Regions from separate parts of the Homo sapiens genome. Here region 1 is linked to region 2. Evidence: chromatin loops called from intact Hi-C (ENCODE). Cell type or tissue: HCT116. All regions are shown on one strand. Each heading gives the region's core, and the rest is flanking DNA. Links, peaks and the distances in the headings are about the cores only.

What was found. Peaks named below come from ENCODE experiments on the same cell type or tissue, not always from the same donor. Only the 100,000 strongest peaks of a DNase experiment are listed, where the experiment ranks them.
Region 1: it touches region 2 in a loop (5-fold over the local background); 5 of 110 quality-filtered maps call a loop at or near these places.

Annotation. Positions count from the first base shown.
Region 1 is chr1:69,732,163-69,744,458 of GRCh38, reverse strand. All of the region lies in intron 2 of LRRC7 (leucine rich repeat containing 7), which reads right to left. Among named protein-coding and RNA genes, the nearest start is that of LRRC7, 170 kb to the right of the region's middle. In HCT116, for the core only: a CTCF peak has its summit at 6,680 (motif pointing right); a DNase peak (open chromatin) is centred at 6,688; H3K27me3 peaks cover 2,650 bases.
Region 2 is chr1:68,338,011-68,350,306 of GRCh38, reverse strand. No RefSeq gene overlaps it. Among named protein-coding and RNA genes, the nearest start is that of RPE65, 110 kb to the left of the region's middle. In HCT116, for the core only: CTCF peaks have their summits at 3,901 (motif pointing right) and 7,365 (motif pointing right); DNase peaks (open chromatin) are centred at 3,926 and 7,386.

The sequences.
Region 1 (12,296 bases), core at 2,784-10,783, 1.4 Mb before region 2:
AATGTGCCTTATTTCTCATTAACTAGTGACAACTATTTTCCTAGACTGTCTCTGAACCAAGAGCCAAATCTAACCTGAAGCAGAAAAGTAACATAATTTCGTCATTCACCTGCACCACCTACTCAGTCTTTAAGGATAGTAGAAAAGCAATCATTAAATGAGTTTATATATATTGTACATGTGTATGTATATACGTGTGTATTGCAGTTGAGAGCATATGGTTTTGAAGCAGGGGAAAAGATTGGCACTTGGAAATAAGTAAATATATTAGATAATGTATAGTAGTCACTTAACCTTCTTAGGTTAAGCATTTTATTTATATTTTAAAAATATATTTTCCCCAATCATAGTATAGGAAACATATTTAGTATAATAAATATTTTTTTTCTGCTTGCCTCTGAGTTATCATGAGTATTGATGGGCTGTTTGGTAAAAAATTACAATAGACAGAATTGGGTAGAGGATAGTAAGTAGTTAAAGGGCATCTTAGCATTTTAGAGAAATTTTCCACTTTAAAAAGAAGTATAGTGAATACATATAATCATACAATCTCAATATCAGAGTATCAGACAAAAGGCTTTTTTTTCTTGTTACAAGTTTGCATTTCAAGTAAGTCTCATAAAACTGTTTTCCTCAGTAAGTTTTTCCCTCTGTACAGACTCTTAGCCACTGTTGTTTTCACTGTACTTTAAACTTGTAACAATGTTTAACATATATTGTCATTATTTTCTTCCCCAAAACTGACCTTAAGTTACTTCCACCTTCTAGCTAATGAATCAACACTTTTCTATCTCCTACACTAAACCTTTGGAAGCATCATCTACTCTATATTTTCTATCATTTCCCACTTTCAATGTCACAAATAAGTCCGATTTTTAAATGTGGCTCCTCCTTTTTTAACAATGCTGGAATGTTGGACGTTGTCTTCTTCTCTCGCTTTGACATGTTAAATTGCTTTCTAATTGGTTTCCTCATGGCCTACCCTACATATATGGTCAACTTCTTCCTGCCCAACACACACCCATGATGCCTTTGCATTCTTCCGTGCTTTTGCAAGTGTTTTTCTCTGCTAGGAATAATCTTTACTCTTGGAGAAATCAATCATCATCTTTAAGACAGTTCAAATGTCACTCCTTCTGCAGATCTTTCCCAACTTCCTCAGGATGTAAGTTACTCTCTTCTTTTGCTCTTAGAGCACTTTCTAACATTTATTGTGGTAAGCTGTCAAGCTGTATCTGAGGATTTATCTTGACCCTAACCTGCTCATTCCTGACTAACACAGACAATTCTAGAATTCTTTGTTTTGAAAATAGCCATTCCTAGCCAGCTGGTAATTCAAATTTATTTTTAAAGTTTTATCAGAAAGAAAAGTCCAAGCATATTCATACTTTACTAGACATTACATATGGGTGACTTCTAAATGACAACACATCCTTCTAATAAAATATCTTCTATGGTGACACTTATGTTCTAAATAATACAGTGGTAGGTTATAATAAACATGACCAGACAACAACTCTGCTTCCTTTAACAACAGAATATCTTGTTATTCTTAGTAAATCTATGGCTCAGAAATTCTTTTCTGTTCTGAGTACAAAAGGAATATATAACATTAAAAAATTATTTGTCATTTATACATTACAATTATGCTCTATAAACAATAAGGTCAGGTTTAATAGAGCCAAAGGCACTAATATAATTATATTTTCAGTCACAAAGATTTAAAACAACCAAGGTCTATGGTATATCTCTGTGAAATAATAGTTACCCTATTTTTCTGCTTTAATCTCAGAATGGTTGATCATGCTACTGCAAAATTTAGTAAACATTATTAAATAAATGTCTCATATCCCAAAGTATTCAAAGCTGGTTGCTGAGATATCTCACAGTATTTACATACATAACTGTGTGCACGCACACACAAAAAGACACACACATACACACACATAAATATCTTCTAATGAACATCTAATCTAAAGATGCTAAACACACCCAATATAAAATATATGATTATATAAAATTATTTTACTCATAAAATGTTTGCCACTAAAATTATTGGTTTGCAAATCTTTTCACTGAATATTCTATGTTACTTAGTTATATATAACTTGTATAAAGCGGGATGATTATAACTATATTAAGATGTCAAGAAATCCTCATTCTAACCCTAATTCTGATGCAAACCAATAAGTGTCCTAAACTATTTGATATTTAGTTTTTCATATGTAAAATAATAATTTTTGACTGGGATTGTTCATATCTTCTCCAAAAGTAATACTTACAATTCCAATTATTTCATGTACTCACTGTACTTTATTCAATTTATAACCTTAAGGATTTTAGGCTGTTTTTCTTTTGAGTTTTTATGTCACATAACTCACATAAAAACACACACCTACACATATGTTTTTAGATTTCTGTTCTTGCTCTTTTAAAATTATGTTGCAGTCTCCATTCACTGTGTAAATCTCAGTGCCACTTTCTGAATAATTTATATGGGCTTACACACACGATGGAAGTTCATTTTGAAATGTGGTGAGGCTTCTAAGTGGGAGAAGGGTCTGATCAGATTTGCGTTTGTATCTTGCTGCTCTGTGGAGAATAGTTTGAAGAAGGTTGGGAAACTAATTAGAAGGCTCCTGAAGAAGCTGTGGCCAGAAAGGAGGTACAGAAGAAAGGAGTGAACACAGCAAAAAAAAATCCAGTGAATAAATGACTAAATTAGAGTCATAATCAGCAAGACTCGGTGACTGGCTAGTCATGGTTCGTAAGTCTTCTTTAGCTTGCCCCTATTCTGAATACTTTTGGAGGCTAGTAGGATTTGGTTATTAATTCTTCCCTCTCTTCCTCATACCTGTCTCTGTGCTCTCTTTCTACGCTAATCACTGTCAAATTTCTGCTTCTCATCACTGGTTTTCATCTACACTGCATTTGGTGGTCTGGCCTCTAGTTCCACTTCTAGTCTCTATTATCTCTCTTTTGTCCATGATTCTTTTCTTTTCTTTTCATTTTCTCTTCTTTTCCTGCTCTTACTATTTCACGTCTTAGATTACATGTCACCTACTGGATTATGGAGGTGCCAGATTTAGCGAACAAACAAAAACAATCAAACAAACAACAAAAACCCCACGATACCCAGTTATATGTAAATTTCAGATAAACAATGGATAGTATAGGAATGCTCCATGCCATATTTTGAACATATCTATATTAAAAAACTTTTTTTTAAAAAATTTAAGCATAACTTGGCATTGTATATTTTATCTGCCAGTATAGATTAGGAGCCCCTGCTAAATGCTCCTGCATAGCTCAGTGAGCTCAGCACTTTCCATGTCATGTAGTAAAATTGTTGACATGACTCCCTTACCCACTAGCCTGTAGAACAACATGCAAGTTTGCCTTTGGTCATTGCAGTTCCTCTAGTACCTAGTACATATAATGGATACTTAATAAATATTCGTTATTTATTATTTACATATATACAATATTTACAATAAATATTGTATATATTTATGAATGAATACTTCCACTAGTCTGCTCTGTTTAGGGTATTAGCTGTTGTTATGGACTGAGTTATGTTTTCCTCAAATTCATATGTTGAAGCCTAACTCCCACTGTGACTGTATTTGGAGACAGGGCTGTTAAATCAGTTTAGTCTAAAGCTGCCTCCTTACATATTTAAGTTCGGACTAAAGGTTTTCTGTACACCGTGAACTGTAACAAGTGGAGATGTAAACCGAATATAGCCCACACCTGTGCCAATCGCTGAGTTTTGGCCAATCACATGTAGCCAACTGCTCGAACCCTGTTCGAATAAGGCAAACGCAGAGCTGTAATCAACCCAGTTGTTTCTGTACCTCATCTCTGTTTTCTGTAACTCACTTTCCTTTTGCTGTCCGTAAATCTTCTACCACTTGGCTGTACTGGAGTCCCCCTGAATCTGCTGGGATTCTGGGGGCTGCCCAATTTGCTAATCATTCATTGCTTAATTAAACTCCTTTAAATTTAATTCAGCTGAAGTTTTTATTTTAACAGCCTTTAGAGAGGTCACAAAGTTGAGGCCCCAATATGAAAGGGTGGGTGTCCTTATAAGTAGAGGAAGAAGGAACACTAGGGATGTGTACACACAGAGAAAAGTCCCCATGAGGACACAGCAAGAAAGGAGCCATCTGCAAACCATGGAAAGAGGCTTCAGAATAAATTAACTCTGCTAGCACGTTGTTCTTGGACTTTCATCCTCTAGAACTAGGAGGAAATTAATTTCTTTTGCTTAAGCCACCCAGTTTGTGTTTTCTTATGGCAGCCTTGGAAGACTTATCCAGCCATCCATGGTATGTAGAGCCATCGTAAATCATTGTGCTTCTTTCCTTCTATTTAGAAAACTGACCAATCATATAGTAGAACCTCTAACCTCTCATTGCCTATTTCCTCCCTTTGGTTGCTTTCTTCCTTTCTTCAGTAGCGTTCTGTTGCGATGCTGCTCATATCTGTAAACACTGGATAGTTATAAAACCAGGTTCTAACTAACAGAAGACCTTTTTTACTGTACACTTAAGTGCATTCAGTTTGCTTAATGATAATTCTTTGTTTAACAGCATAAATCAGCAGCCAGTTTCTTCTCTGGTGATTGACATCTTGAAAATTCAGATTTGTAGCTACCATTGTACACAAATTAAACTTGTTTTTGGCAAAATACGACTTCGTATCTTCAGTAACTAGCTACTCATTAAATTAAATGAGATGTAAATTACCTAGCACAATTAACCAGTAAATTGTCCAGTTAACCAGTAAACAGCTCACTTTTCCTTTGATAATAAAAATGTAAATCCTAGTCGGAACAATTGAAAAAAATGAACACAAAGGCCTACAGTCAAATCAATTAACTTTGCAAAAGTGTGCTCCCAATCTTATTACAATCTTTTGCTCTTTGATGTTGTATTCATTCTGAGGCTACACAGTTTAAATCATCCTACAGCTGCTAAACAGGCTTGGCAGTAGTAGAAAGATGGCCTCAAGCTGTTCTTATCCTTGGTGGGTAGAAAGAATTTCTTCTTCTACATTCCTGGGCTTACAGGGGACCAGCTGAAAGCCCTATGGCTGCCCCTTCTGTGACTAATATATTTAATTATTGTGCTCACCCTTAGCTTGGCATGCCTTCTGCGAGCCCCCAGCAAGGCCAGGAAAAACTGTATGGTTTGTATTATGATATTTGCTAGCTAGTACCTATCTCCCCTCTATCTCTCATTTTCTAAGTCAGAGAAGAATATATGGAAAAAGCAACTTGATTTTCTTTCTCTATGTCCTTTATGCATAAGCTCAACCTAATCTTAACAGTGTTCTTTCCCATCAGCATCGTTTTACCTCTGGTTACCATAGTGACCAGCTACTGCTATCTTGCTTTTAGTCAAGCCTCTCAAATCCTGTTTATTGTTCAATACAGGAATTTTGTATTATACCCAGTAACCTAAAAGCTGCTATTTTTGGAATAATGATAGTCCGATTTTCCTCTTTAAGGGGTTTCTCACTTGGCCATCTTTTTCTAGGTCCTGTTTGTTTCCAAGCTGTAAAGAGTCTTCAAGAACTTTCTCCTGCCTATCTACTTTTTTCTGTCTCCAGGGTCCACTTAAGTTTTTTTTCTACTCCGTCTGCCAAGATTCAAATGTGTAATTCCTGATAGTTTATTAAATAAAGCAGTTTAGCTCTTTCTGTGTCTTATCTCTCTCACATAAACTCTCCCTGGGAGGCCTTGCCTTTACAAGGAACAGAACCCCAACTATGTTGATTTTGAATAAAAATAGTCTTTCTTTTTCTCTCTCTCAAAGGGGTATTATTCAGTCTCCCTAAGCAACGGGCTCATACAGCAGCCTACTGATAAAGTAACACTTTGTGTGATAAGAAAAACACACAAAGGCAATTTTTCTAAAAGTAGGATTTTTATTTTAAAGAGTTTCAAGTTTCAATTTTATAAGATACTTAATGAATTGATAATAGAAAAACAAGGAAAGGAGTAAAAAGATGAAGAAAAATATTTAAAAAATAGATTTGTATCATTTTCAAAGGTCCCGTGAAATACTTAGTTGTAGATCAGTACTAGCTCTGGCGCAGGTAAACAGGATGATAAGAAGGCAAGACCATGGCTTATGGGATGACAGGGTCAGGGTGCAAATCCCAGCTCTGCCAATTACCAGCTCTATCATTCTAGTTACCTTCCCAATAAAAGAGAAACGTTCCCTCTAAACAAAGCTGAGTGAAGTAATCAATGCAATATTACTTATTAGAACTCGGTACATGGCCATTTTTGGTGGTCTCAGTGAGACATAGATGGTCCTCCTTAAGAAATTCAGCCTTCATTTGACACTAAAACCGATCTCAGTAAGCCCAGACAAGATGTGTCATCCTCTGGAATAAGATTAAGCCGTTTCTGCCAAATAGTCAGATTTCCTATTTGACAAGTGCAATAGAGTCCACAATCAAATTCCCTAGGATGAGGCTGTGAAATAAATGTAGACCAAAGCCCATCCTTCCCTTTGCCTCCTGTCTTACAAAGCAAAAGAGTAAAGTCCAGCCCTAATATTTATTAAAAGACTCTCAGCTTCTTAGTCTTTGATCCAAAACTCTGGTATGAGACTGTGGTGAGTTCAAGGATTTTGGAGCCAATCAAGGAAAAGACACAACCACAAGATGGCAGTATTGCACAACAGTCTTTATTAGGCAGCACTTGGACAGGTTTGCAAGAGTTCTGGGAAGTGTCTAACACTGGAAGACCTTCCAGATACAATAGCATGGGACCACTACATAGAAGTAAACTAGGGCAAGGAAATTCTGGGAAAGCAGGGAATTGGACAGGGGGTTTATATGTCTACCTGATGTCACTCTGCAGCCATGTGGGGGAGTCTCTGGGTCAAAGCTACAAAGGGTAGCATCAAATAGTTACAGGGTGTATTAGTCCATTTTTTTCATATTGCTATGAAGAAATACCTGAGACTGGGTAATTTATAAAGAAAAAGAGATTTAATGGACTCGCACATCTACATGGCTAGGAGGCCTCACAATCATGGTGGAAGGCAAGGGATCATTAGAGCAAAGGCATGTCTTCCATGGTGGCAGGCAAGAAAGCCTGTGCAGGGGAACTGCCCTTAAAAAGACCATCAGATCTCGTGAGACTTACTATCACGAGAACAGCATGGGAAAAACCCATTGGCATGATTCAATTACCTCCCACCAGGTTCCTCTCACAACACGTGCGGTTTATGGGAGCTACAATTCAAGATGAGATTTGGGTGGGGACACAGCTGAATCATATCACAGAGTTTGTCTAATCTCTGGCTAGTGGATGTTAAGTGAAGTTTTGTAAAGAATGCAAAGCAGGCAGACTCTTAAGTAGCTTACAGTATAATAATTTGGGCTATATGTAAACCAATCGGAGGTGTAAGAATTTGAGTTTGGCACTGGCAGGCTTGGAACTAGCTATGAAGAAGTAAACAGTATAAAGACCAATACAAAAAGGTCACCTTTAACTCCTTTCTATAAAAAAGACTCATCCTTTCAGAACCTTGGTTTACAACTTATTGTCTCACATTAATCCAAAGGCTAATAATATCAAAGGCAGTGTAAAGATAATGATGGTGATGATAATAATTACAATGGCTACATTAAATAGGCAAGGGCCTACTGTGAGCCTCAACACGGAGAAAGAAGAGAAAGAACCCGCAGCCTGGTCCCCTTTCCTCAGATAAGGCAGCAAAGTCCCAAAGCCCTGACTAAGTGAATTCATATTCAAATAGGTGATGGCTTTACTATAAAAACTGTATTTATTCACCACACACACACATTTATATTAAAATTAACCCAAATTTTCTGTAACTTTCCCAGTAAAAATTTTTATCTCTCAGAAGATGTTTTGTTCCTTGGAAAGACAGTCATTACCTAACTTATTCCCAAACACTGATAAATTATTTTTGAAAACCTGCTTTTGATGATAAAAATGTCTCTTTGTCATTCAAATACCACTGGATTCTGTTAAAGTCTGAAGAAAATATTAAATAATTTTATTTGTGTAAAAAGCTAAAAATAGAAAAGCAGTAATTATAAATAATATTCCTTGTTTTCTAAGAGATGAAGTACAGCCAAATGACTTAGCAAATGTTAAAATTTTAAACCTACTTAGTTTACTGAATAAATCAATAATTTTCTATTCTTAGTGAATTGGTCAGAAAAAGTAGTCAAATCTTATGAGAATTCAAAAAGTACATTACAGAATACTTTTTCTGTAGTGTTTAATCTCCTAAATTTCAAATGTTATTTTTGGAAAGGGAAATTGTGAAGTAATTGATTTCAACATGTTATCATTAGACTTGTAGGAAAGCATCAAAATTATTATTAAAAAATGGAACAATGCTAATGTTACTAAATGTATCCATTTTTCTCAGCACCACAATTTTGAGCATTTTAACCAGCCAAAGTGAGCTAGACTTACAATTAAATTTCTATTGTTTTATTGAATTTAAAAAATCATTTAATCAAAAATAAATTCATGACCCAATAGTGATAATGTGTGGGGTGGTAGGGGGAGAGAGGCAGAGAGAGGTAGAGAGAGAGATTGAAAAGGAAGTTTTGCAAGGAAGGGAGTGAAACAGATAGGGAGGGGAAGGGAGTGGGAGAGAGAAAGAGAAAGGGGCGAGGAATAAAAAGGAAGCTTCTTGAAAGAATGCTAATACCATGTAGAAAAATGATAGGATATGTCCATCTTGCAGTCCCAAATGAGAATTCAGTCAAGGACCATCAATGGAAGTTATAACTATTGGGTAAAAAAGTTGTTAGAGTCAGGGTATTCACACACTTTCAAACCCCACACGTTATTTACTAATTACAAAGGGGAAAATGTACTACGCAAGAGTTTAGCATCACCTCCACTAAGTGGTCAAATTTAGTATCACCAGTTGTGGGACAAATTAATATAATATGCCTTCTGATGTGATCGAATAAGAAGCACAAGCACCAACAATCTAGTAGTCTTGCCCAAATGGATAATCTAAATACAATAATGAAGAAATAATTAACAAATCCAGTATATGGGACCTTTTAAAAGATGACTGGAGAAGACTTTTTAAAAAGTCAATGTCATGAAAAACAAACATATTGAAGAAATGCAGAGAAACTACTGTAGCGTGAACACTGATTGGATTAAAAACAAAACAGTCATAAAACACATTTGTGGGACCACTGGGGAAATTTAAATATGAATTATATATTAGATATTATTATGGAATTATTACAAATTTTCTTAATCCTGATAATGTTGTTATAGAAAACCACCTGATAATGGTGGTTATAGAAAAGACTGTCCTTAATTTAGGAGAGGCAATATGAAATATTTAAAGAGGAAGTATCATAATATCTGCAACTTACATAAAACTAATGTGGCCCAATGTTGGCAATTGGTGAATCTAGGTAAAGATTATATAGGTGGTTTTTTTTTCCTATTTTTAACAGTTTTTTATAGACAGTTTCTGAAAAATCTAGAAACATTTTATTGTTCTCATGTTTATTGTATATTGCCATTGAATAAACATGCTATTTATCTACATAACTTAAAAGAAGTATTTATCAATCATTTTGTCTATAGTCCACTAAAATTGGAGTAAAAAATGTCTGAAGCATAAAACCAAATTAAATTTCTATTGCTAATTGCTTCCTATTTCCTATAGAAACAGGAAGTAAAGAAATAGAAAGTAAGGAATTCAAAACTCTTACTCAGAAATTTTACTTAAAGAATAATTCTACCCATAAAAATCTATCCAGAGTTAAATATGTATGAAGTCATGCATAATCATTTATAAAAGCAAAGAAAATTTAGAAGAACTTAAAATTTAGCCATAGAGAAGTGGTTAAACAAATATAGAATGCACTTAGAATGAAATACTATATAGCCATTAAAATGATATTGTAGATAATGATAAGAAGTTCATATTGTTTATATTAGTACACTGGTTCATATACCTCTTATTCACTCAGAAATAATGGTCATGTAAAACTCACATACTGTATTATAATTTTTTAATTAAAATGATATTTATTTAAAAAATCTTTGCTATGTATTTCTAAGAGTAAAAAAAGCTCAACAAACTGCATATTCAAAATCATCCCTTCTCATGGGTCCGTGGTATGTGTATATGTGTGTGAAAGGGTGTTCAGATAGAGGTAACTGAAGTTTAATAGGGGTAATCTATGACGGCATATGGATGCTTTAAATTTTCTTTATTTTGACTTTGTGTATTTTTTAATTTTTCTGTAATGTCTGTGTTTTGCTTTAGTAATAAGATAAACAAACTAATATAAAACAAAAAAAGTTAAATAGGAACTTGGATTGCTGATAAATATATGTGACACTCCCAACCTTAATGTTTTGCTATTTATGTCATTTCAAGCACAGCTCCAACTTTTGAGGTTTCTTATTACAAATAAAAGAACCACCTCATCAACTCAAACTCCTATTTATAGTAACCTAAAAACTACAATAGGATTATTTAGGAGACACTAACACTAGCTGAGTTGGTTGGTGGGTGATCAGTACAATTAACAATAAAAAGAAAGTATGATGACATGGTTTCTGAGATGGAAAACTTCTGCTATTATAGATGCATTATCTGATGCAGAGAGCCAAATGCCTTTGAACAAAATGACATTTTTAGCAAAGGCACTGTTTTTCTGCACAAAAACAGGTGCAGTATTGAGAAATAAGTGGAAGAGGTTTTTAGTGTTAGCAAAGAATGGTTTGATAGTTTAAAGAAGAGCAATGTTGGGCATGACATAGAGCACCAAAATTCAGGGGAAATTTGAAGTTACAACAGGAGAGGCCCCAATTTACAACAATTTTATTTTAGCATTCTTCAGAACTAAAATAAAAAATAAATTGACAGTCACTTGTAGCTAACAAAGATGAATCAGGTACTCAGTTAATGCAAATAAGGAAACATGAGTTGAAAATAACAAATAATCCAATCATGTCATTTTTCCTCCTTTCCTGGAGGACTAAAATAAAATTACTTCACTGACTTAATTTTACACTCTCTTCTCTGTCCCTGGGTGAATAATGTGCCATTTCATATAATCTGAAGAAAGTCATGTTCACAGAGAAGTGGAACAAGGACCAATTATAAGCTTAATTGCATGTCTAACAGGGAACATCAAGTATCATCAGGAATCTTGCCAGAATTCCATTAAAGAGCTCTGAATTAAGAGTCAAGAGAAGTGAATCCTAGTCTCAATTCTGCCATTAAGTAGCCACACCATCTGAGTCAAAGCATCTTTTTTTCACATGTCCTCATTTATAAATAGAGCACATTGATCCTCATTTTTGTGATTCTCTAACTCTAAATGTCTTAAATAGATAAGAAAATACATGTTCTATGTATTTTTTCTTAAATTGTCTTTTCTGCAGAAACACATCTAGATTTCTTCTTACACTGAATCTCTTCTAGAAATCAGATATCCCTATCACATTTGCCTGGCACAGAGCCTCTGGATCAATTCCTGGGCCACTGATTAATTCCCACCTTCTCAGGAATGTATGGAATCCCTATTAACCATAAATATGCTTTATATCTATGGTGTTAAAGTGGTTTACTCTATTGAAGTATCTTCATAAAAGTGTGTCAGTTGCAGCCCCATCCTCATTCACATTTAATTTTTAGTTCAAGTAAACTAAAATATTTTTGTATATAAAAAGGAGACAGATGAACTCTTCATTTTCTCAAAATTTAGAATCCAAATATTGCAAGTATATATAAAGCCCAATTGAGGATTGAAGAATTCTGTTTTCTTCAGTATGGGACTTTATTATTATATTTACTTAAATCTAATCTTTCTAGATTATTGTCCCTGCTTGTCCATATGAAACTTAAAAAAAATTCTCTTGCAACAGAATGTTAACATACTGGCCTTTAAATAATTGCTCTTTTAAAGTTCTGTGAATTTGGGAAAACTATTGGATCCTTTATTTCTAAGTTTTCAGGGACTTTTTTAAAACCTGACCAGAGCTTTTGGAATTTCTCACTGACTGCATATTTTAGTCATAACAGTGTTCATCTTTCCTTGAGCAATTAGCTGTATGTATTTTTTTTCCCTATTTTTCATTAGATTGTGTAAATCTATCGAACTTTAAAAAATTCTAAACAACCTTTAAAAAATCTTTTTTTGCCCTAGTATTAAGTATTTCCTTTATTTAAAAAAATATTTAGCTTTTTCTTGAAGTTATCTTCCAGACATTTTTAAATAAAGTCAGTATTTTAAAAACT
Region 2 (12,296 bases), core at 2,955-10,954:
AGAAAAGTGGTAAGGCAAAGCTCCAGACTGTGATGCAGATCTGAGAGTCTTGACCAGGTCAACAAGGCACCCCAGAGCAAAGTTATCCCATTAGAGGAATCCCATTTTGGACAAGAATGGCTAAGCTCTAGTACCCCTGCCATGCTCAGTTACTGTCTGAGAGCAGCCCAGAGACCATATAGCCTCATCACGCTCACTTCAATGGACCCCAAACCTGCAGCATCTAGAGGCTGTCAACTGACTCTTCTCTTTGCAGAGTGTTCCCACTTCAAGGAAAATAACAGCAGCATACACCAATAGCTGCCACAGGATCTGTTCAGTTTATCCTGGGATGGCTGTATAGGCTTCAAACTTTGACATTAGAGTGAAATTATAAGGATTTTTCTCCAAGCCAGGGTTAATAATAAGATCAGTCACAACCTATTCCCATTCAGCAAGTTATAGAAAATAATAGAATGCCTGGTTCATCTGTTCTACGTCAATCGATTTTCACATTCACGTCCTCCTGCCTCTTTCGCATTCCTACCATTCAACCACGTTTGTCCCATCAACACCCACTCTGGGAATCAAGACCTCTTTCAGACAGACAGCAATGCAGATAAATTATCATTTGGACATTGCTTTTCGTAGTTGAAAAAATGCTTTGTGAATTCTTTTGACTGGTTTCTGTCTTAACTATCTCATTCATGTTAAAAGAATAAAAATGTAGTCAAGAAACAGATATCACCCCTAGTTTGTGATAGATCCCAAACCAAGCACACAGTGATATGAATTCTGGAATACTGTTATTTGACTTAATCATGGAGGCCAGACGAGGTTTAATCAAAAAAATGGCCCAAAGTTGAGATCTGAAAAGGGGAAGAAAGATCATTCCGGGCAGAAGAATCAACTTATGCAGTGGCCCTCAGTGACTTTAGAGTGTAGACTTTAGTGTCACTGAGATGAAGGAGATGGGTGAGAGTCAAACTTTCTTAGGAGTTTTCATTATTCTAAGAGTAACTTTGGGGTTTTAATAGGAGGACTGGAATAAAGGGACATTATATGGTCAGATTTGTACTTTGAAAAAAATCCCTCTGGATGAAGAATGGAAAACAGATGGGAGAATGGATGAGGAGCTCAGAGAAGGTTAGGTGTAATATTATTTTAGTAGTAGTAGCAGTTCAAGTGAGAGATGTGGCTATCTTGAACTAGAGTGTGGATATGGAATAAAAATTAGATCATTTCAAAATATGATTAAATGACAAAATATCCAAAATTCAGTGGTGAATTAGATATGGAAACTGAAAAATTAAGGTGTCAAGATAACTCCTAAATTTCTAGTTGGCACAACTGGATGGATGATAATTGCAATCACTAAAATAATAAATACCAAGAGAGAATCAAGTTGGAACAAGGCTATAAGTTCAGAATTGAACAGTTTACCAGTTAGGAATCTTTTAGTTGAAAGTGATTAAAAAGCCCAACTCAATCTAGCTTAAACAAAGAAGGGAAGTTATTGGCTAATGTAATTGTAAAATATACAAAAAGGGCTGACTTCAGCAGTGGCCTCATTCTGGAATAAAATGATGCCTCCAGGAGCCATTCCTTAGTTCTGTGTCCAGAGTTGGTTCCTGTTGGTGGGTTCATGGTCTCACTGACTTCAAGAATGAAGTTGCGGACCTTCACGGTGAGTGTTACAGCTCTTAAAGATGACACAGACCCAAAGAGTGAGCAGCAGCAAGATTTATTGTGAAGAGCGAAAGAACAAAGCTTCTACAGCATGGAAGGGGACCCGAACAGGTTGTTGCTGCTGGCTGGGGTGACCAGCTTTTATTCCCTTATTGGCCCCGCCCATGTTCCATTTCTGTCCTATCAGAGTGCCCTTTTTTCAATACTCCCTGCATTTGGCTACTTTTAGGATCTTGCTGATCGGTGCATTTTACAGAGTGTTGATTGGTGCATTTTACAGAGTGCTGATTGTTGCATTTTACAATCCTCTTGCTAGCTACAGAGCACGGATTGGTGCATTTTACAATCCTCTTGCTAGCTACAGAACACTGTTTGGTATGTTTTTACAGAGCGCTGATTGATGCATTTTACAATCCCCTTGCGAGCTACAGAGTGCTGATTGGTGCATTTTACAATTCTAGCTACAGAGTGCTGATTGGTGCGTTTTACAATCCTCTTGTAAGACAGGAATGTTCTCCAAGTTACCAACCCAAATGTCCATCAATGATACACTGGATTAACAAAATGTAGCACATATACACCATGGAATACTATGCAGCCATAAAAAAGGATGAGTTCATGTCCTTTGTAGGGACATGGATGTAGCTGGAAATCATCATTCTGAGCAAACTATCACAAGGACAAAACTAAACACCGCATGTTCTCACTCATAGGTGGGAATTGAACAATGAGAACACTTGGACACAGGGTGGGGAACATCACACACCGGGGCCTGTTGTGGGGTGGGGGGAGGGGGAAGGGATAGCATTAGGAGATATACCTAATGTAAATGACGAGTTAATAGGTGCAGCACACCAACATGGCACATGTATACATATGTAACAAATCTGCACATTGTGCACATGTACTCTAGAACTTAAAGTATAATAATAATAATTTTTTTAAAAGTTCTCCAAGTCCCCACTTGGCCCAGGAAGTCCAGCTGGCTTCACTTCTCAGTTCTACTTCCTCTATGTTGGTTGCATTCTCAGACTTTGCAAGGTGGCTTCCGGTGGCAGCAGGCTCACATCATCACAAGAACTAGTTCAGTGAAAGAGGAAAGTCTCTTCTCAAAATGTCAAACAAAAAAATGCAAAACCAAATATCCTCAGCATTTATAGTCTCAATTTGGGTATATGCTCAATCCTGAACTATTCACTGTGGTGATGAAATATGCTAATTATACCCCGGACCCTGAACTTAAGGCATTTTCAAAAAGAAGTTTATGGATGAGGGCTGGGCGCAGTGGCTCACACCTGTAATCCCAGCACTTTGGGAGGTTAAGGCAGGCGGATCACGAGGTCAGGAGTTCGAGACCAGCCTGGCCAACATGGTGAAATCCCGTCTCTACTAAAAATATATATATACAAAAATTAGCCGGGCGCAGTGGCAGGCACCTGTAATCCCAGTTACTCGGGAGGCTGAGGCAGGAGAAGTGCTTGAGCCCGAGAGCAGGAGGTTGCAGTGAGCCGAGACCACACCATTGCACTCCAGCCTGGGTGACAGAGCGAGACCCTGTCTAAAAAAAAAAAAAAAAAAAAAAAAAAAAAAAAAAAAAGAAAAAGAAAAAAAAAAGTTTATGGATGAAAGTGGAGGAGGATTACATATCCCAACAAAGAATCAGCTACCATTGCCACAAAAAGGATAAATGGATATTGGGCAGCAAAAACAACATAAAATTATCTCTTACAGCTGAACACAATTTCTGAGATTAACAACAGGCTCAATGTGGTGGACATTTAAGAAGATGAAATCCTCATTGATAAAGATGGGGTACTTGAAATGAGCTCCGAGCACTGGCAGAGGTCAAGACTATGGGCTACCAGTAACAACCTGCTTGACACAAAAACACAGACTGCATGGGGCAAAAGCAACATCAGACACATTCAAGAAAATCTGTTTTCTCATGAAGGTTCTCTGGAAAGTCCAACAGATGAATTGCTATAAAACAATCAGAATTGATTTTTTTTTTTTACTTATATTTCATTCACATTACATGATGTGGATTGAGTTAGTCTTAGTTTTTTCATTGTGTTACGGACTCCTCCAGGTATTAATAGAGATATGTAATGACTCTGGCATCTATATGCAGCCTTCTTTATCTCCTGGTGTTTTAGCCAGACCTATTTCTGCCTGAGAAGACTTAATGGTACACAAGAAACCTTTTGGGGGCTCTCGGTATGAATGAAAGTGAAAAATAAATTCCACTAGGGGGTGCTAAGCCTCAAAATAAAAACACAAAACAAGTATCTTTGATTTTCCCATACCTTTCAACAATCATTGAACAACTGTCTTAATCTGGATTCTCCAGAAAGCAGTGCCTGAGACAAAGTTTACGTGCTACTACTTTATTATAGGATGCAATCCCAGGAAGCAAGAGTGAGGGAAAAGGAGAGTGAGGCAGGGGAAATGTAAGAGCTGATACAAGAATACATATTACTGAGCTGGTCATCTCTTGGTATTAAAAACTACTGATTCCTTGATCTTACAGTGCCTTTCACCAACAGGCCATGTAAAAAACTGCTTCATAGAACAGTCCATCCAGACTGGCTCAGTCTTCACCCAGGAAGATATAAATTCCTCTCATATGATTAAGTTGCACATATATTGACACTAAGCATGTCCTTGAGGTCTCACACCTCAGTCTCTACAGAACAGAAGGTGAAACATATGCAGAGAGGACATAAGGCAAAGAGATGTCAGGTTGTTCTCCGGTGGAACTGATCCCACTTCATGCACAGCAGGTTGCTCCACAGCTGGGGCTGGAACAAGAGGCCAAAGACCTCAAAGATAGGTGAGAAGCACCCAAAAGGTGTTTAATACAATAAGAAATGCTCCAAATATATAATGCACAATTAAGAGGGAAGCAAAAGCCTTGCCAAAGATATCATGCCATGAAAACAGCAGTTGGAGGATGTTTGTGCTTTGACTCTAAACATTAATTATCACTTCTCATTTAACAAGACAACTAGTTGTAGGTTTCTTTTGTATTTCCTAGTTGAAAATAGATTGCTTCAGACTTGCTAGTCATCTTAGAAATTAGATTTCTTCTTTTTTTCTAAATTAATTTTGTTTACCTTTGCCAAATCAACGACATATTATAATTGGCTGAATAAACAGTGTTGTTTGTTTTAAAGAATTAGGATTTTTGTTTTTCAAGCTGATTCATTTTGAAATACTTATAACTTTTCCTGCAATATTAGAAACAGGGCCGGGTGTGGTGATTCACGCCTGTAATCCCAGCACTTTGGGAGGCCAAGGTGGGTGGATCACTTGAGGTCAGGAAGTTCAAGACCAACCTGGCCAACATGGTGAAACCCCGTCTCTACTAAAAATAAAAAAATTAGCCAGGTGTGGTTGTGGGTGCCTGTAATCCCAGCTACTCAGGAGGCTGAGTCAGGAGAATTGCTTAAACCCAGGAGGCCAAAGTTGCAGTGAGCCAGGATGGCGCCACTGAACTCCAGCCTGGGCAACAGAGTGAGACTCTGTCTCAAAAATAAATAAATAAATAAATATTTTAAAATAAATTAATTAAATTAAGTGCTTTCAAAAGTCAAAACAATACAAAAAAAGTAGACACAAAAGTGTCACATCCTTCTATATTCCCTCTACCTCATTCATCTCCACCCCCAACAATCCCTTGTAGATAACCAGGTTTATTGTTTTATGATTTATACATTCTGTTTCTTCATGTAAATATAGGCAAATATATGTATATTTCATTTTCCCTTCTGCCTTACATGGAACGTAACATACTCTAAATGCAGCTTTTAGAAAATTCCTAATAAGCATATTCCCATATATTTTATCTTTTAGAAAAACAACCCTTTACATAATAAGATTTGATCCTTATAAGAATTACTGTATTTCCTTTCTTCTGAATCGTCACACTCTTTTTTCTGAATCCTTCTTTTCTACCTTTAAGTATATTCAGATCTCTTTCATCAGGAAAACGTAAAAACTAAGTAAGGGCAAAATATTTAGTGGAATATTTTCAAAATTCCATTTATAAAACACTGGTTCCCTAAAACATCAACAGCTGTTCAGAATTGTTTTCCACAATGCAATGCATATCTGCAAACTGAAAGTCCAGAGAAGTACAATAATAGACTGCGTTAATTTAATTAAATATTTCCCCAGCATATTTAATCATGGAATCATTTTTCTGCCAAATACCTGTTAACATCCCATGGAATGAGGAAGTACTCCTGGGAACATTACTCGTCACTCATTTGAATCAGGTCTTTTTAGACTACCAGTCATTCCTTATTGCTAAATGCAGTAGGCTTTCTAGAGGTCTTACTCTCTTTGCCTTGCTCCCAGTATTACAATATCTGGTCAAAATGGATTATTCCGTTTCCCCAATCGCTCTCACACTTTTCCTCATGCAGTTAACTCTTCCTGGGTGCCTTTTATTATAAGATCACTAACCTTTTGAAATCCTAACAGTCCTTCAATGTCTGTCGATGCCACTTCTTCCATGTTGGCTTTTAACTTTTTTTTTTTTTTTAGATGGAGTCTCGCTCTGTCAGCCAGGCTGGAGTGCAGTAGCATGATCTCAGCTCACTCCCTGCAACCTCTACTTCCCGGGTTCAAGCGATTCTTCTGTCTCAGCCTCCCTTGTAGCTGGGATTACAGGTGCCTGCCACCACGCCCGGCTAATTTTCGTATTTTTAGTAGAGACAGGGTATCACAATGTTGGCCAGGCCGGTCTCGAACTCCTGACCTCAGGTGATCCGCCCACCTCAGCCTCCCGAAGTACTGGGATTACAGGTATGAGCCACTGAGCCTGGCCTTAATTTTTTAACTTAAGTTAATTTTAGCTATGGTCGAAACGATCTTGTATTTCATTGTGTATTTATCAAAAAACATATATTGTCTATATAGTGTTTGGAAAACATTTGACAGGGATTAAAATCTTTTATATCTACCAGTATATTCTGAGAACTTGATACTTCGGCTTGAGGGAACCCTACTTATTGTTGGTAGATCCCAATATCATTACCAAAGAGGCATGCAACCTGGAAAAAGTAATCTAAAGTAGTCATAAGAAAGTATCTTCGGCCGGGCACGGCGGCTCACGCCTGTAATCCCAGCACTTTGGGAAGTCGAGGCGGGCGGATCACGAGGTCAGGAGATCGAGACCATCCTGGCTAACGCAGTGAAACCCCGTCTCTACTAAAACAATACAAAAAATTTAGCCGGGCTTGGTGGCGGGTGCCTGTAGTCCCTGCTACTCGGGTGGCTGAGGCAGGAGAATGGTGTGAACCCGGGAGGCGGAGCTTGCAGTGAGCCGAGATCGCGCCACTGCACTCCAGCCTGGGCGACAGAGCCAGACTCCGTCTCAAAAAAAAAAAAGTATCTTCACTGGAGAATTACTGTGAGAAATAGAAATAACTTTGCTCATGATAGCCTATTTGTGATTGTTCCTTAACATTCTTAATAAATGACTAAAAAGAGTTGCGATGTAACAGACCAGATTCTAATCCTGATTTTGTCAATACCTTGAACACATCATTTCATCTCTCCAGGTCTCCCCGCCCCGTTCCTGCCTAGAGCTAGGTGAGGAAGCTTGTGCCCTCTGACTCCAAGCCAACCTGAGTATTTAAGTCCCCGGCCTGTCGCATCTTGGGTGGGTTTAGGCCCATTCCGTATGTGGCCACTAGCTGGCAGGATTGCCACATGGTGTGCTTGGCCACTCCCCATCTGCACCTTCATCTTTTCCAGGAAGGATTCGCCCTCAGGCTGATTCTGGACCAAAACAAACAGAACATTCCACCTGGCAGCAGCCAAGTCCCCAGCACTATTGTGCCAAGGAGACTCTTTGATTTGCCTCAAGCCCAGAGAATAAACTACGATTCCAGGGGACAGCTGACTCCAGCCCATCTACCATGCTCCAGTAGAGACCTTCAGGTGACCCAGGTCAACACCAAGCCACCCTCTGGAGGATCTGATGCTGCCTCAGAAACAACACCTCATGCCTCATCAGATACTAATGGAAATGTGGGATACAGGCTTTTAATATGTGGCAATCACATTAATTTCTCTGATCCTCAATTTATTGCTTTGTAAAATGAGTGTGAGCTGGGTTTCTGAACTGTGTCTCCCAATGCTACAGGCAGTGTAGGATCCTGGGAAGAATATGGTGTTTTTGAACACAGATGTGCTTTTGTGTTTTTGTTTTTGTTTTTGTTTTGTTTTTTTGACAAAGTCGCTCTGTCACCAGGCTGGAGTTCAGTGGCGTGATCTCTGCTCACTGCAACCCCCGACTCCCTGGTTCAAGCGATTCTCCTGCCTCAGCTTCCTGAGTAGCTGGGATTACAGGCGTGTGCCACCACGCCCAGTTAATTTTTGTATTTTTAGTAGAGACGGGGTTTCACCATGTTGGCCAGGATGGTCTCGATCTCCCGACCTCGTGATCTGTCCGCCTCGGCCTCCCAAAGTGCTGGGATTACAGGCGTGAACCACCGCACCCGGCTGATGTGCTTTAAATCCCATCCTTGCCATTTATATGATTCTGATGGGTTCAGGACACATTACCCCAAGGTATAGCAGCTTGGTATCTGAGAAAACAGCAGAAGCAGGAAAGTCTCTCATTTTCTCCTCACCTTTCCCCAAAGCAGGTGATAAGATCCTCATTCCAGGGGTATCCTCCTAATGTCCAGAGAAAAGGAACTACTCTACCTCTGAAGAGATAGAGAATAATCTGAACAAACAGACCTTGTTAAGTTTCCCCAGTTTGTTACCATTACATCATACCCCCTTTGTCCGATACTTCACCACAACTGTCCATTTCTTCATCAAACTTAGTATAAAAATCTGTTTCCTTGTGTCTTTGGGTTTTCATTTCTGAAAGTTCCTGTGTCACATAAAACTTGTATTACATAAATTCGTATGCTTTTCACTGATTAACCTTTTATTATAGATACCTCAGCTATAAACTCTGGAGGTGCAAGAAAAGATTTCTTCTCCCCTACAAACCTGATCATGTTTTCTAAGATTTTTCTTTAGGAAAATGCAGCTATGAAATTTATTTCACAATGTTTTCTGAGGGTGAAAAGAAATCGAGTTAGTGAAAGAGGCACATAGAGTGCTCAATCATGATGCTAATTCCCATCCTTGATTACAAAAATACAAACCTACATATTCCATAGTCATTAGAAACTTGTACACACACAGAAAAAGGACAAGATAAATATATATTAAACTCTTAAAGTTTTTATTTCTAGAGATTAACATTGAAGTGATTAACATTTTCTTCATTATGCCCCCCGTAGTTTCCAAATTTTCTAAAATAAACCTTTATGACTGTTATTACTTTTTCTTGTGGTAAATGATACATAACATAAAACTGGCCATTTAAAACATTTTTAAGTGTATATCTCAATGGCATTAAGTACATTCATCCCCTTGTGCAACCATCATCACCATTCATGTCTGGAACCTTCTTATCACAAACAGATACTCTTTACGCATTAAATCATAAATCCCTATTCTCCCCCGCTGCCCCATCCATTAAAGACATGGATGTCTTTAATGTTCATCCATGTCGTGGCATGTATCAGTTCATTCCTTTCTAAGGCTGAATAATAGTCCGTGTGTATATACCACATTTTGTTTATCCATTCATCCATCTGTGAATATTTTTATTGTTTCTGTTTTTTATCTATTGTGACATAGGAATGCAAACATCTGTTTGAATCTCTGCTTTCAGTTCTTTTGGGTCCATACCCAGAAGTGGAATTGCTTGATTATATCATAATTCTGCGTTTAATTTTTTGAGGAACTGTACTGTTTTCCACAGTGGCTCTGCCATTTTACATTTCTACAAGCCATGCTCGCAAAGCTTCCAATTTCCTCACATCCTTGTCAACACTTGTTATTTTTCGTTGTTTTGTTTCTAATAGCCATCCTAATGGGTGTGAAGTATAACTGATCATTGTAGTTGTTGCATTTCCCTGATGTGTTGACTTGCATTTCCCTAATGATTAGTGATGTTGAGCACCCTTTCATATTGTTGTTACTTTTTTAAAAGCTTCTATTTTGTAAAGATCTATTTCTCTAAGTGCTTCTCAAACTTTAATGTGCTTCTTAATATCCTCCAGGTCTTATTAAAATGCAGATTCTGATAGAGCAAGTTGGGATGGGCATTAGATTCTGCATGCCTAACAGTCTCCCAGGTGATCTTCAGGTCACACTTTGATTAGCAAGCCTCTAGGCTAGAAGAGGGACCCAGCCAGTCTTGAGTATCATACTTATTTGCACCTGGCCACCCATCTTTATCTTTGCAACAAAACTTTCCAGGTCTGGTTTATCTTCTCTCTCAAGGGTCATAAGGCCAAAGAAGCAGAACACAGATTTTCTCAAACTTAAGTCTGTGTGGCATAGAGCACTGGTGGCAAGGAGAATTAGAAGTCAACATATGCAAGCAGGACATTTAGACCCTTCATTTTACTCTATGGTGAGTAACTAAAAGAGAGGTTTTTCTAAGTGGATAATTTGTGGAGCAGAATAAAACAATCATACCAATTATCAGCTAAATCATGAGACTTCAAATAAATTTCCTGTATGTGGTGGGCAGCGTAGATCGATATTCCTGGACCTCCAGGAGTCCTGTGTCATTTTCCTTTGCCATGGGAATGCGTCAGGAAACAATTTGAAAAGCCTTCTGGTCTCTGAATTCAGAGGAGGGAGAAAGGATATGATAGGCTAAGAAGGACACAGTCACCTGACCCAGCTAGCATTTAATAAGAAAACACTTCCAAAGGAAAGTCAGCCCAGAAGTCAAATGAAATTTGGTTTGATAAATACTTAAAGGTAGCTGGAAGCTACTCTGCATGTGACAGTGATCAAGTTACTCCTCACCCAGTAGTGAGTAAAACAGGCATTGAGCAATTGTTACTGTTGCAATGAGTATTGCCAGCATAGCAGTAGAGGCCCCTGAGAGGGTATAACAGGAGGATTCAAACTAAGGAGTATGGCAAACCCTGAGCCAGACACTGGAGTGGCAGGAACTCCAGGAGGAGATGGACCAGCAGCTAAAAGGAGCACATGGAGTGGTGATTCCTAAACATCAGTCTGTGTGCCAAGTGGTAACTAATCGGCAGAGAAAGGGGAAAATAAGGACAGTCTCATGAGATTTTCACCAGGTTAAATTTACTCCATGTGGGAACTATCACTGGGAATTAAATTCTCCTTTTATAAAATGAAAAATATTCCTTTTTTATTTTTTTTTTGAGACTGAGTCGCTCTCTGTTGCCCAGGCTGGAGTGCAATGGCGTGATCCCAGCTCACTGCAACCTCTGCCTCCCAGGTTCAAGTGATTCTCCTGCCTCAGCCTCCCGAGTAATTGGGGTTACAGGAGCCTGCCACCACACCCAGCTAATTTTGTATATTTAGTAGAGATGGGGTTTCACCATGTTAGCTACGCTAATCTCAAACTCCTGACCCATGGTGATCTGCCTGCCTCGGCCTCCCAAAGTGCTGGGATTACAGGCACGAGCCACTGTGCCCGGGTTGCTGTTTTTTTTTTTTTTTTTAGACAGGGTCTCACTCTGTCACCCAGGCTGGAGTGCAGTGGTGTGATCATGGCTCACTGTAGCCTCAACCTCCTGGGCTCAAGTAATCCTCCTGCTTCAGCCTCCCAAAGCACTAGGATAATAGGTGCACAGCTCCACATCTAGTCCTGGACACTTTTTTTTTTTTTTTTTTTTTTTTTTTGAGACGGAGTTTCACTCTTGTTGCCCAGGCTGAAGTGCAATGGCGCAATCCCGGCTCACCACAACCTCCGTCTCCTGGGATCTAGTGATTCTCCTTCCTCAGTCTCCCGAGTAGCTGGGATTACAGGCATGTGCCACCATGCCCGGCTAATTTTTTGTATTTTTAGTAGAGACAGGGTTTCTCCATGTTGGTCAGGCTGGTCTCAAACTCCCACCCTCAGGTGATCCACCCGCCTCAGCCTCCCAAAGTGCTGGGATTACAGGCGTGAGCCACCATGCCCAGCCAGCCCTGGACATTTTATAGATATGAAACTTATGGCATTGAGAAACTTGTGGCTTTGAGTTCACCATAAACATGTTTTCTAAGCATCAATATCATCATCATTGCTAGAATTTTATAACTTCTTGCTGTGTGCCAAGCAACAGACTTAAGTACATCATATAGATTATTTTACTTAATTCTAATGACCCTACTATACATAGGTATTACTATAATTTTACACTTTACTGCTGAAGGAACTGAGTGTCTGGAGGTTATGTAACTTGCCTAGGCCCACACAGCTGGTGAGAAGTGGGGCTGCGGTTCCTAAAATAGGGATGTGAACTACTTCTTGCCACAATAGACTAACAGGGACTGGATTTACCCTCCCACCTTAAAAAACTAAAACTCTATATAAAACATATGAAACATTGGTTTTCAGACATTGAGAAACAGGCAAAGCAGGACAGTGATCCTTAAGAGAAGGGAAACAAAAAGATGAGTCCTACAATGCCCTAGCTCATTGTCTGGGGATGTTTCCAGGCTATATCAAAGGAGGGAGGAAACAAACAGAGCCTAGCAATTTAAGGACACAATGTTTGGAGCACTGG